2 separate regions of the Mus musculus genome follow, and region 1 is linked to region 2. Evidence: chromatin loops called from intact Hi-C (ENCODE). Cell type or tissue: left cerebral cortex. All regions are shown on one strand.

The links. Peaks named below come from ENCODE experiments on the same cell type or tissue, not always from the same donor. Only the 100,000 strongest peaks of a DNase experiment are listed, where the experiment ranks them.
Region 1: it touches region 2 in a loop (4-fold over the local background); 20 of 42 quality-filtered maps call a loop at or near these places.

The regions. Positions count from the first base shown.
Region 1 is chr3:132,744,923-132,749,922 of GRCm38, forward strand. All of the region lies in intron 20 of Tbck (TBC1 domain containing kinase), which reads left to right. Among named protein-coding and RNA genes, the nearest start is that of Gm30294, 30 kb to the right of the region's middle. In left cerebral cortex, a CTCF peak has its summit at 2,306; DNase peaks (open chromatin) are centred at 2,306 and 4,111.
Region 2 is chr3:133,087,603-133,092,602 of GRCm38, forward strand. It overlaps Gstcd (glutathione S-transferase, C-terminal domain containing), which reads right to left and starts at 4,223. Exons shown (of 12, transcript NM_026231.3): 1 at 3,978-4,223. Ints12 (integrator complex subunit 12) reads left to right here and starts at 4,253. Exons shown (of 7, transcript NM_027927.4): 1 at 4,253-4,374. In left cerebral cortex, no CTCF peak of the experiment used is centred here; DNase peaks (open chromatin) are centred at 3,105, 3,803 and 4,272; H3K4me3 peaks cover 1,836 bases; H3K27ac peaks cover 1,432 bases.

The DNA of each region.
Region 1 (5,000 bases), 340 kb before region 2:
CTCCTATGAACAGTAGTCAGGTGGCCATTAAGAGAAATGATACTGGCTCTCTCAGTAGTTGGTATCCTTTTGACCCTACTGTCTGAGCTGAAGATAACACTAACAAATTCAGGGGTACAGTAGCTAGCACCGTCACATAACTGCAGGCGGCGAAACACACTTACACTATCCTCTCCCTCTTAAAAGCTTTTCCTGTCATCTTCGGCTGGGTTTATATATGCAAACAGATAGTAACTCAGGGTCACTGTATGTTCTTAGAGTTAATGAGAACCCGGGAGTTTTGTGTTTGTATTTCATTGATCAGTAGCTTTTGTGGCATGTATAGTCTGATAACAACTATCTATACATAGTGGCACAAGTTCCAGGGGTCTCAGAAAGCATGATTTGGAGTTCAAGGCCAGCCTGGGCACTATAGAGAGGCAATGTTACACACGCGCCCGCGCGCACACACACACACAGAAAAATTTAATAATGTTAGCTAAAATCATATATTTGAAAAAACCTGTTTCCCTCAAAACAAGAGAGTGCATTTGTTTTATATTTTTTGTCTCTAAATTAAAATGGTGGGATTCTTGTAACCACTTCTGTGTTCAGTTTGTTGTCGCTCATTGTTTCAGTTACAAAAGTGTTTTAAGCTTACTAGGAATGTGCAATCTGAAACCATATCAGTGAATTTTTGATCCTGTATTCCATTGCAGTCCATTAGTCTGCTTTGCACTTCTAGTGTCTTTTTCACCCATGCATGATATTGTATTGTTATATGTCAGTAATTTGCAAAATATTTATTAAGTGAGTATGAAACATTTTATTATACAAAATCCAAAAGAAATCACATTTGTTAATGTCATCACTGTTCATGTAACAAGTTTAAACAGGGAGGTAGCTCAGAGTGTACAACCGAGAAGACCCAAGTTTATCAAACACTCACTCAACTGCTAGCTGGGCATGGTGACCCCTCTGCGATTGCAGTGTGTGGGGGGCAGAGACAGGACATCCTATAGTAATCTAACCAGCAAGCTCTGGCCTCAAGTGGGAGCCTGCCTCAGTATATAAGGTAGAGACCAACTGAGGAAAAGACCAGTGCCAACCAGGAGCCTTCACATGCATATCTATCACAGACTTGAACCCCTACACAGTCATGCATGTACCAGACAGCAGTCTTGTAGTGTTCTTTTAAGTTTTATTTCATTTTTAGTTATATTTCTCTGTGGAAAGGTACGTGCATGTGTGTGTGTAGGCTCTTATGGAGGCCAGAGTTGTTGGGTTCCCAGGAACTGGAGTTACAGGTGGCTTTGAGCTGCTGAAGGTGGTGCTGGAAATCAAATTCAGCCCCGCTGGATGGGCAACAAGCTCTTAAGTGTTAGCCTATCTCTCTAGCCCCTTTTGTAATATTATAATTTTCATCTCAGCTCAAGCTGTTTCTTGAAATAACAAGCTTATTTTGCTCATTTTTTTAAAAAAAATATTGATCAAATACCCAAGCTTTAAAGTATTATTTGCCTGTCATTCTTTCAAGTAAAAATAGTATCTCTTGAAGAAAGCACCTTGTAGTCTCATAGCTCAAGCGACTATCCAGCTCCCCCACAGTTTAGACCAGAGCATAGTTTCCTGCCTCCTAAGTCATCTCACAAATTGTTAGGGAAGAACTGTAAAGGACCCATAATTGTACCCCTTACAAACATAACTGTTCTACCTTGGGCCATTGTCATGATTTCTGCAGTGCTGTCCACTCATGCCTTTGCACTATTAACATAAACCTCAATCCAGTGAAAACAGTGACTGGAGCCTAAGGATGCCATGCTCACACTTTTGAGAATTTATATATCATACTTGTGAGACAGACTTACAGACTGGGAGAGTCCTTATGAATTACCCTGGCATTCTCTTTTCTGTCTCCTCCACACTTCCTGCTTCCATCGTGTGTCAGGGTACAAGGAAGTTCCTATCCAGGTGCATCTGGTTCTCAGCCTTGCTGCTTGCAAGGCAACCTTAGAATAACAAATCTCGTTCCTGTGTTGTCTTGTTACTCTTGTGTTTTTAAATACAATTACAAATAGCTTATTGGTAATGATAAAATAATTCCTATGTGGCTAAAATAAATGCAACATAATTCTACTGAGATCATTAATATTTTAAGAAAATACAGATTTATAAAAGGTGCCATATCTCTGATTTCAAAGAAGAAACAACTATCATTTTCAGATAATCAACAGTGTAGTGAAATCCTTAGGACCCAACCTGCTGCTGTTTCTCCAGCATTCTACAGCTCTAGTGAGCGCTTGCCAGTTCTTGCTTGCTGTTGCTAGGGGGCAGCATTTACTAAGCTGACAGCTACAGACAAGTACATTGTCAGGTCAGGCTAACATTTGCGATTGGACGAATACTCAAAAAATGTATAACTTTTTATTGGTTTTAGCATCTAACTTAGAAAAGTAACAGAAACTATGTGTATTTTTATATTTATAGCCTAATATTTAAACACTTAGAACCATTAAAAAATAAAATCTTTCTATTGTTCAAAATTATTTCAGTATTAGTTCATATTCTTAAAACTGTAAAACAGCTTGAGAAATTATGTAAGGCAATATATATAAAGTACTCTGGGCCTCACAGAACAAGTCTTGTCATACAGCTACTTGGGAGGTTGAGGCAAAAGATGCAAAAGTTCAGGACTTTCCTTTGTTACAGAGGGCTTTGGGCCTAGACAACTTAGTAAGAGCCTGTCTGAAACTAAAGGTAAAGGAAGGCTGAGGATGTTCTTGAAAGACTCGGGCCTTGGCGTCAATCCCTAAGTCCAAGCTTCCCCTTCCCTCTCTCAGCAAGGAAGGAAGGAAGGAAGGAATTTAAAATGGAAAAGGGACATAGAAAGAATAGAGGAATTGTGTCTCACGTATCGTTATTACATGTCTCTAGTCTCAGTTGTGTCGCTAAGAGGCATCTCGTGCGTGCGAGGAATGCTGGTAACAGTGCCTGCAAGTCTCTGCCTTATCACTGCACATGCTTCCCGCTACTCGAGTAAACTCTTTAACGCACCTGTCATCACCTGTCATCAATGCGTGCGTCTGTAGAGCTCGAGGTGGGGACACTTCCTGTGCTTCCTGCTGCTTAGTGTGATAATGTTCTTCCGGACAGAGTAGTCAGCATGAACTCCTTTCCTCGTCCTTTCTTGCTTCTTTGAAGACTTCTCAGGAGGGCATGATCTCAGGAGCCTTTGCTTCTGTACTCTGATAGCTCCATTGTGTGCTTCCTTCATTGTTCAAACAGATATTTGGTTGCCTCTATACCCTGAATACATTAAAGGACAGGGGTTAAAAAACGTTTTCCCTCATGTTTTTGTGGAAGTATATGATAAAAAGTGATGGGGCTGGAGAGGTGGCTTGGCAGTTGAGAACTCCTGCAGAGGACCCAAGTTCTCTGCCCAGTCCTCACATGGTGACTCAGAGCCTGTCAACTCCAGTACCAGGGATCGGATCCCTCGGCTTCCTGTGGTGCACATCACTCATCCTTCTTAATAGAAATATAAAAGGTTAAAAGGCAAGGAAATAAAAAATCGTTTACAATGCCCATTTGCTAATAAAAGCCATAGTAAATAAATAAATAAGTAGATATTGTGAAAAAAGATATAAAAAATAGACAATGTGATATATTCAGTATATATTGGTAAATTCTAGAGAAATGAAGAACTGAATTTGGACATATGTGTTAAGTGTTTGAATGGAGGAAGAGTTGAATTTTTAAATGAGATTGCCAGGAAAAGCTCTCAGGAAAGGTGGTTTGAAGTCAGTTCCTTATAAAAATGAAATAACAAGCAAGCAACAGCAAGCTCCAGCCTGGGTGGGAGGGATACACTAGAGATGTTAAGGGAATAGCCACTGTGAGTGGAGCATGGTGAGGCCACATAGCAGGAACTGAAGGGGAGAGCATTTTGAGTGTTATACATATATTATCACCACTGGCTTTATTTCATCATCACAAAGAAACAAGATGCTTTTGAATAGAATGGTGACCCATGGTGTAACATAACAAGATCACTCTGACATCTCATTGGCTGAAATTCAAGAACAGATAAGGATAGAGTGTCGTAGATTAGTCATAGCTATGGAGTAAGTGGGTGTGTGATGGGGTGGCTTCAATCTGGATTTAGCAGTAGAGGCAGGAGAAGTTTTCGATGTTCACAGATTAGTTGGAAGGTAGACGAGCAAGACTGCTGGTGACAGATACATGGTGTTTTAGAAGAGTGCACTCAGGAACAACTGCAAACCTGTGCTCCAGCAAGTGGAAGGATAAGGGGTTCTTAACCCGATGTAGAGATGTATGTTTGGAGTTACAGAGTATGGAGGAAGTCTCGGGGTCAATTAACGGTAGTTGATTGATAAAAAGACTATAGACAAGCAGAAAGACAAATAGACAGAAATGTTTCTTATATGTGTTAAAATATAAATTGGCATTTTAAAATGTGAGCTTGGACTTTATGAGGGAAGACTTGGAGTAGAACTAAAATATGCCAGTCTTCATACTAAAATTAGTATTTTAAGAAAAATGGGAAATTAAAGTTTCAGGGAACCGAGCTGTAATGGTTCTGTGTTTAAAAGTCAAAAGGGTGAAAAGGAACTCAGGGAAAAAACAAAAGCAAACAAACCGCTACCATGGATAAGCAGCAGTAAGAAAAGTTATGGAAAACTCTGCGAGTATGTTGTCTAGAGCCAAGTAAGACAAAAGAGTGTTCTCATAAAGTGGGACTGGTCAGCAATGTCTGGCATTACTGAGTGGTATGAAAAGTGAGCAGAGGGAATTGCAGTATAGAAACAATCAGTGGGCATTGGAACTATGACTTACCTGGTCACTGCCTGTCCTGAGTGCCTACGAGCGGTCTTGGCATGTATTAAGCCACAAGAATGTTACCACCATAGTAAAAGAGGTCGTAAGTTTCTGCATCTTTGCCATGAATGCCCTAGCCAGTATTTGCGAGGTTTTACCACATAGCTACCAAGCATATAGTC
Region 2 (5,000 bases):
TTAGCCAAGCATGGCTCACTTCTTTAATCCCAGCATTCAAGGCAAGAGGAGCTCTGTGAGTTCAAGGCCAGCTTGGTCTACATAGTGAGTTCCAGGACAGTGAAGACTGAAGAAAGAACCTGCTTCAAAAAAACCTAAAGTAGTAACTGAATCTAAAGGGATCTATTCTGAAAACACTCAGAAAATTCTCTAGAATAAATACTATTTGCCCTTATAAAGTGGAGGAAAAGAGAATCAGGAGTTCAAAGTCATGGTAGAATACATAGCCAGTTCGAGACCAGCCTGTGTTAACGAGAACCTGTCTCAAAAACCCATAAATAGAAAATATTAATACTATCAGAATATAGCCTAAATTAAAGCACATTTTATTGTAGTAGGAACAATCTTATCAAAATAAAAATAATCAGAAATTATGTTATTAAAATATTTTCAGTGCCGGGCAGTAGTGGAGCACACCTTTAATCCCAGCACTTGGGAGGCAAAGGCAGGCGGATTTCTGAGTTCGAGGCAAGCCTGATCTAGAGAGTGAGTTCCAGGACAGCCAGGGCTACACAGAGAAACCTTATCTCGAAAAAACAAAAAACAAAACAAAACAAAAAATTTCAGTAAGGATGCCCCCCTCCTAAACCTCCATGTCAAGCATTAGTTATCTGCCAGTTTTTAACACTGGACACAATTCTCTGTCATCGCTTCTTGATTCCATTTACTGCATATTCTTCAGCTCCCTCAATGATTTCTGGCTCAAATCTAGTAACACAGGAGGATCACAAGTTTGAGGCCAGTTTGGACTATGTGGTGAATTCAAAGCAAGCTTGGAGATTTTAAGAAGGGGCTGTTTTAAAATCCAAAAGGCTAAGACATAGCTCAGAGAGTGACTGGCTTTATATATATATATAATATTTCCTGCCAGAAAATTGCAACAGCAAAACCTGATATAATGTCATGAGTACTTACTCTATTGCATGGAATAAATCTGATTATTTATGCTGTTTTTCCCTTTTCTTTTACGTTATGACTGTTGACTGATTTCATGGCCCATTACCAGTACACAAGCCACATCTCAACAGCATTGTTCTATGTGCTCTGCAGTGCCAATGGCTTTAAATATTATCCGACTCCTACATTTATTTCAGGCACATCTTGCCTGAGCTCCAGGCTCGACATTTCAATTGGGTATTTTTCTAAATGTGTTCATTTTTCTTTCCTGGCCCCATTGCTGATGAAATAGCAACACCATTCACCTACCTCCAAGCCTAAAGTCTCACCCAATTCCTTCATCTCTCACACCTGCTATCTCCTTCTTTGAAATAGAACCAAAATCTCATCACTTAGCACCCACACTGCTGCGCTTAGTACTGCTGGACTGGATGTCCCAGGAAGGCTGGTACCTAAGAGGGGGCTCCCTTCTCTGAGAAGGGGAGGGGTGGGGAGGGGAGGGATTTGTAAGGATGAGACTCTGAGGAGTGGGGGCACAATCCTGATGTAAAGTGAATAAATAAATAAATTAATGGAAAAAAAACCAACTTTCCCTCATTTTCTCCCGTATGGAATGAGGGCAGTAATAGCAGCAGCACCTTCCATCCTCTGTGCCATGGTAACTGACAGGGAGCCCTGAGGAAAAATGCTACCTACCTTCTTTATTTTGTTTTGAATAGTGCTACAGCTCAAATGCCAGGCCTCACTCATGCTGGGTAAGTACTCTGTCACTGAGTTAGACCTCACCCCCTACTATTCTTTAAAATGCACAAATTCTTTACCTAAGGACACTATTAAAACGCATAAACTTTAATGGGAAAAATCCAACTCGCGCTTTTTATTTGAAAACTTCTTCCAACAAAATGTGTGGACTATGTTGAACTTAAATGTGCTGCACCACAAACACTGATAAATTTAATACTGAGGTTTTAAACCCAAGGAGTCATAAAATGCTGTTGGGAATTCTTATGCCAATATACATATTAGCAGACTATATTTTATAAAATAAAAAGTTTGACATAGTTAACGAGTATGAACATTTACTGATTTCTCTCAAATATTGAAATCTAAATTTAAAGCTGCTCAATTCTCTGCATCAGACAATCTTCAATATTTTGAATGTACAACTTAGCTCATGGTTTAGACATTAAACAAAGCAGCATTATTTGGTTACAGACCCCACTTTATTACCATACAGATTTTTAAAAGTGCTTCTTCATAAATAAATAATAGTCAGTTACCTCTAGTTAAAAGTCCAAGAAAGAAATACAGCTTTTAGAGTTCATACTATGTAATGTAGGATTATAATTCAGGGGCAGTTAACCCATGATTAAAATTAGCTATTTGGATCCCAGGGCAAGAAATTTTTATTAAGTAAGAAAAGTTTGGAAGTGGAAATGCTTACTGAAATCTTAGTTATAGAAGAATATATAATCTCTCTGGAGATTCAAAGAACTGTCTGTTGTTATTAAGTCATAATACGTGCAGTTAACAGGGAAGGACAGCATAAAATGTAAATGCTGAAAATACCATCAAGCCTGAAAAAAATACTGAGTTACCTCAGCAAGCAATACTTATTTTATGATTACAAAGCTTTTAACTCCTGCCTCCCAAGAAATGTTCATAGAAGAAACCAGTAAGTCACTTTGCATTCAAGGATAAAAACAACACATACCAGGCAACAGTCTAAAATACTGATGGACACCAGGGTAAGTCCCAAATGTTTTTATGGCTACTAAATTACTGCTATTAATAAGGCCAAATGGATTATTGTTTGTGCTTATTTAAAACCATGTGCTGTTGAAACAAAAGCTAGAAAACATAAGAGGTTTAAAACAAAACTCCTTAAGTCCATAACCACAAAGCTTTTAGTTTTGTTTGAAATGGGGAAATACATAGTATTCTTTCCACTCCCCCGGCCCCGGACCTCACTGCATCCCATTTTCCCTTCCTTGAGAGCCCACCCCTTCATGGCCCCTTACTAGTTTAAAGGTGTTTTTCATTAGTACTATAGAACAACGTTCAAACCTCAATCTCCTTTTTGAAGTTAGGCCTCTTTAAAATGATTGAGTCACAATTTCAGCAGCGTCAATGGCAGTGTATGCTCCTCAAAGTGCAGTTTAACACTCATATAGCTTAAAGTTTGATCTACTAAATATGACAGCAAATCAGTTGTATTGTAACAGTTTATTCTCATGGCATTTCAAGACCATATTTACATGTTTAAAGTCACTTCCAGTTCTTGCTTTTTAAATTGTGGGACAGCACGAGGGAAACTTGACAAATGCCACCATCTTTAGCAATAATGTGGTACGAGATACACTCGTTTATTTTTTCTGACCTTAAGGAATTTATGACAAAGGATTTGGTGGTGAGTATGGCGGGGGATGGAGATGGGGTGGTGTAATTCCCCAGTCAAAGTTAGAGAGGTATGTATTAGGGTATTCTTTTTTTTTTTTTTTTCTTTTTTAATTTAAGCCAAAGCAGTTCTCGTGCAAACTCAAGCTTTCTGTTCGTGCTAATAATGGAAGGGCAACGCTGCTTTGGTGGGGATAGCAAATGTCCCCAAATGCAGCAGATCCTAACTGTAAAATAGTACGCATGTACAGCGTCCAATCAGGAAGGGCTGCGACGTAAAACTATGTCTTTGGGGAAAGTTAAGTCGTGCTCCAAGAGGTCTTTTTTCCTGCACTTAACTCAAAACGACCACACAACCCCCTACCAGGCAAAGCTGCCCTGTTGCTCTACCCACGCAGGGAAAAGACTAGAGGGATGGCTCGCAGCCGAGGGGCCCACGCGTCACTCAGCGGAACGGCGCGAAGCCCGTCCATCTGCACCCACAGCAAAAGCCTGCGGTGAATGTGGGGCTGGCAAGACTCTCAAGGGCTGCGAGCCGTCACCGGTCCCACCCTGGCCTCCAAGCCCAGCCCCGCCGACCCCTGAGGGCGAGCGCGGATCTCAGGAGGCGGCGGGGGGACGAGCGGCCCGAGCGCCCTCTTTACCTGGTCGCAGGGGCGCGGCCAGGCAGGGAGGGCGCGGGAGCATGCGGGCGACGACGCGGGCCACCGCGCCTTCCCGCCCAGCTCGAGCCGGGACTCCGAGGCTACTTCTGGAAGCCGCGGCCTGAGGAGGAGCACTCGCCTCCCAGCGAGGCCCTGAGCAGGGGAAAGGGGGCAAAAAGAAGGAAGAGACAACGTGTCTGCGCGTCCCCCGCCCAACGCCATTCATAATCCGGCGGACCGGAAGGAGTGCCCTACGTCACTTCCTGCTGTCTCACTCGGAAACGTTCCCCTTCCGACCTGTTGCGGGAACCTTTGTTTCTCTCTTCTTAAAGCTGGTGAGGGCGGGGACGGATTCGAAGAGAGCTACCGGGAACCGACCGAGTGGCGGGGCGGAGCGGTGAGTGGTGACGAGGGTCCCCGCTTCCTGGCGCCTCGGGGGGAGGCTCGAGACCCCGCGAGGGGCGGCCGGAGCGGAGCTCCGTGGGCTGTCGGTCTCCTCCCTGCTGGAGGGGAGACCTCATAATTTGCGGGGTGGTTGCGTGGCTCCGCCTGAGCGCTCCTCCTAGTCTGGAAGGACTGAGTGAGGAGGGCGCCGAGGACGGTGGCCCGGGGGACCGGGACCGTGGAATTGTCCAAGACCTTTGACCGAGGGTTCCGGAGACCTCTGTACAGCTCCCGTTTTACATCTCTGTTCTGGCCTCCTTGAGAAGGACTTACCCCTATTCGAGGCCGCCCCCAGTGTGTTTTGATTCCATCAAAGAATTGGCATTTCGAAGTGTCTCTTGACTCTCCTTAGCTTCTCTAGCGCTTGGGTTTGTTTTGGAATTGGGGTTTTTACATCCTGAGTTTCCAGACTTCCCCAAAGGCGAAGCACTAAATGGAAAGAAGAAGTTAATTGGAAAGGATTACAGAATCTTGCAGAAACACGAATGGGATGGTCTCGAGTGTTGTAATGAGTATTGCACTCTCTGCAGTTTCCTTTATCTCATGCACTAGCAGGTGATCAACTTAGAAGTTTGTTTG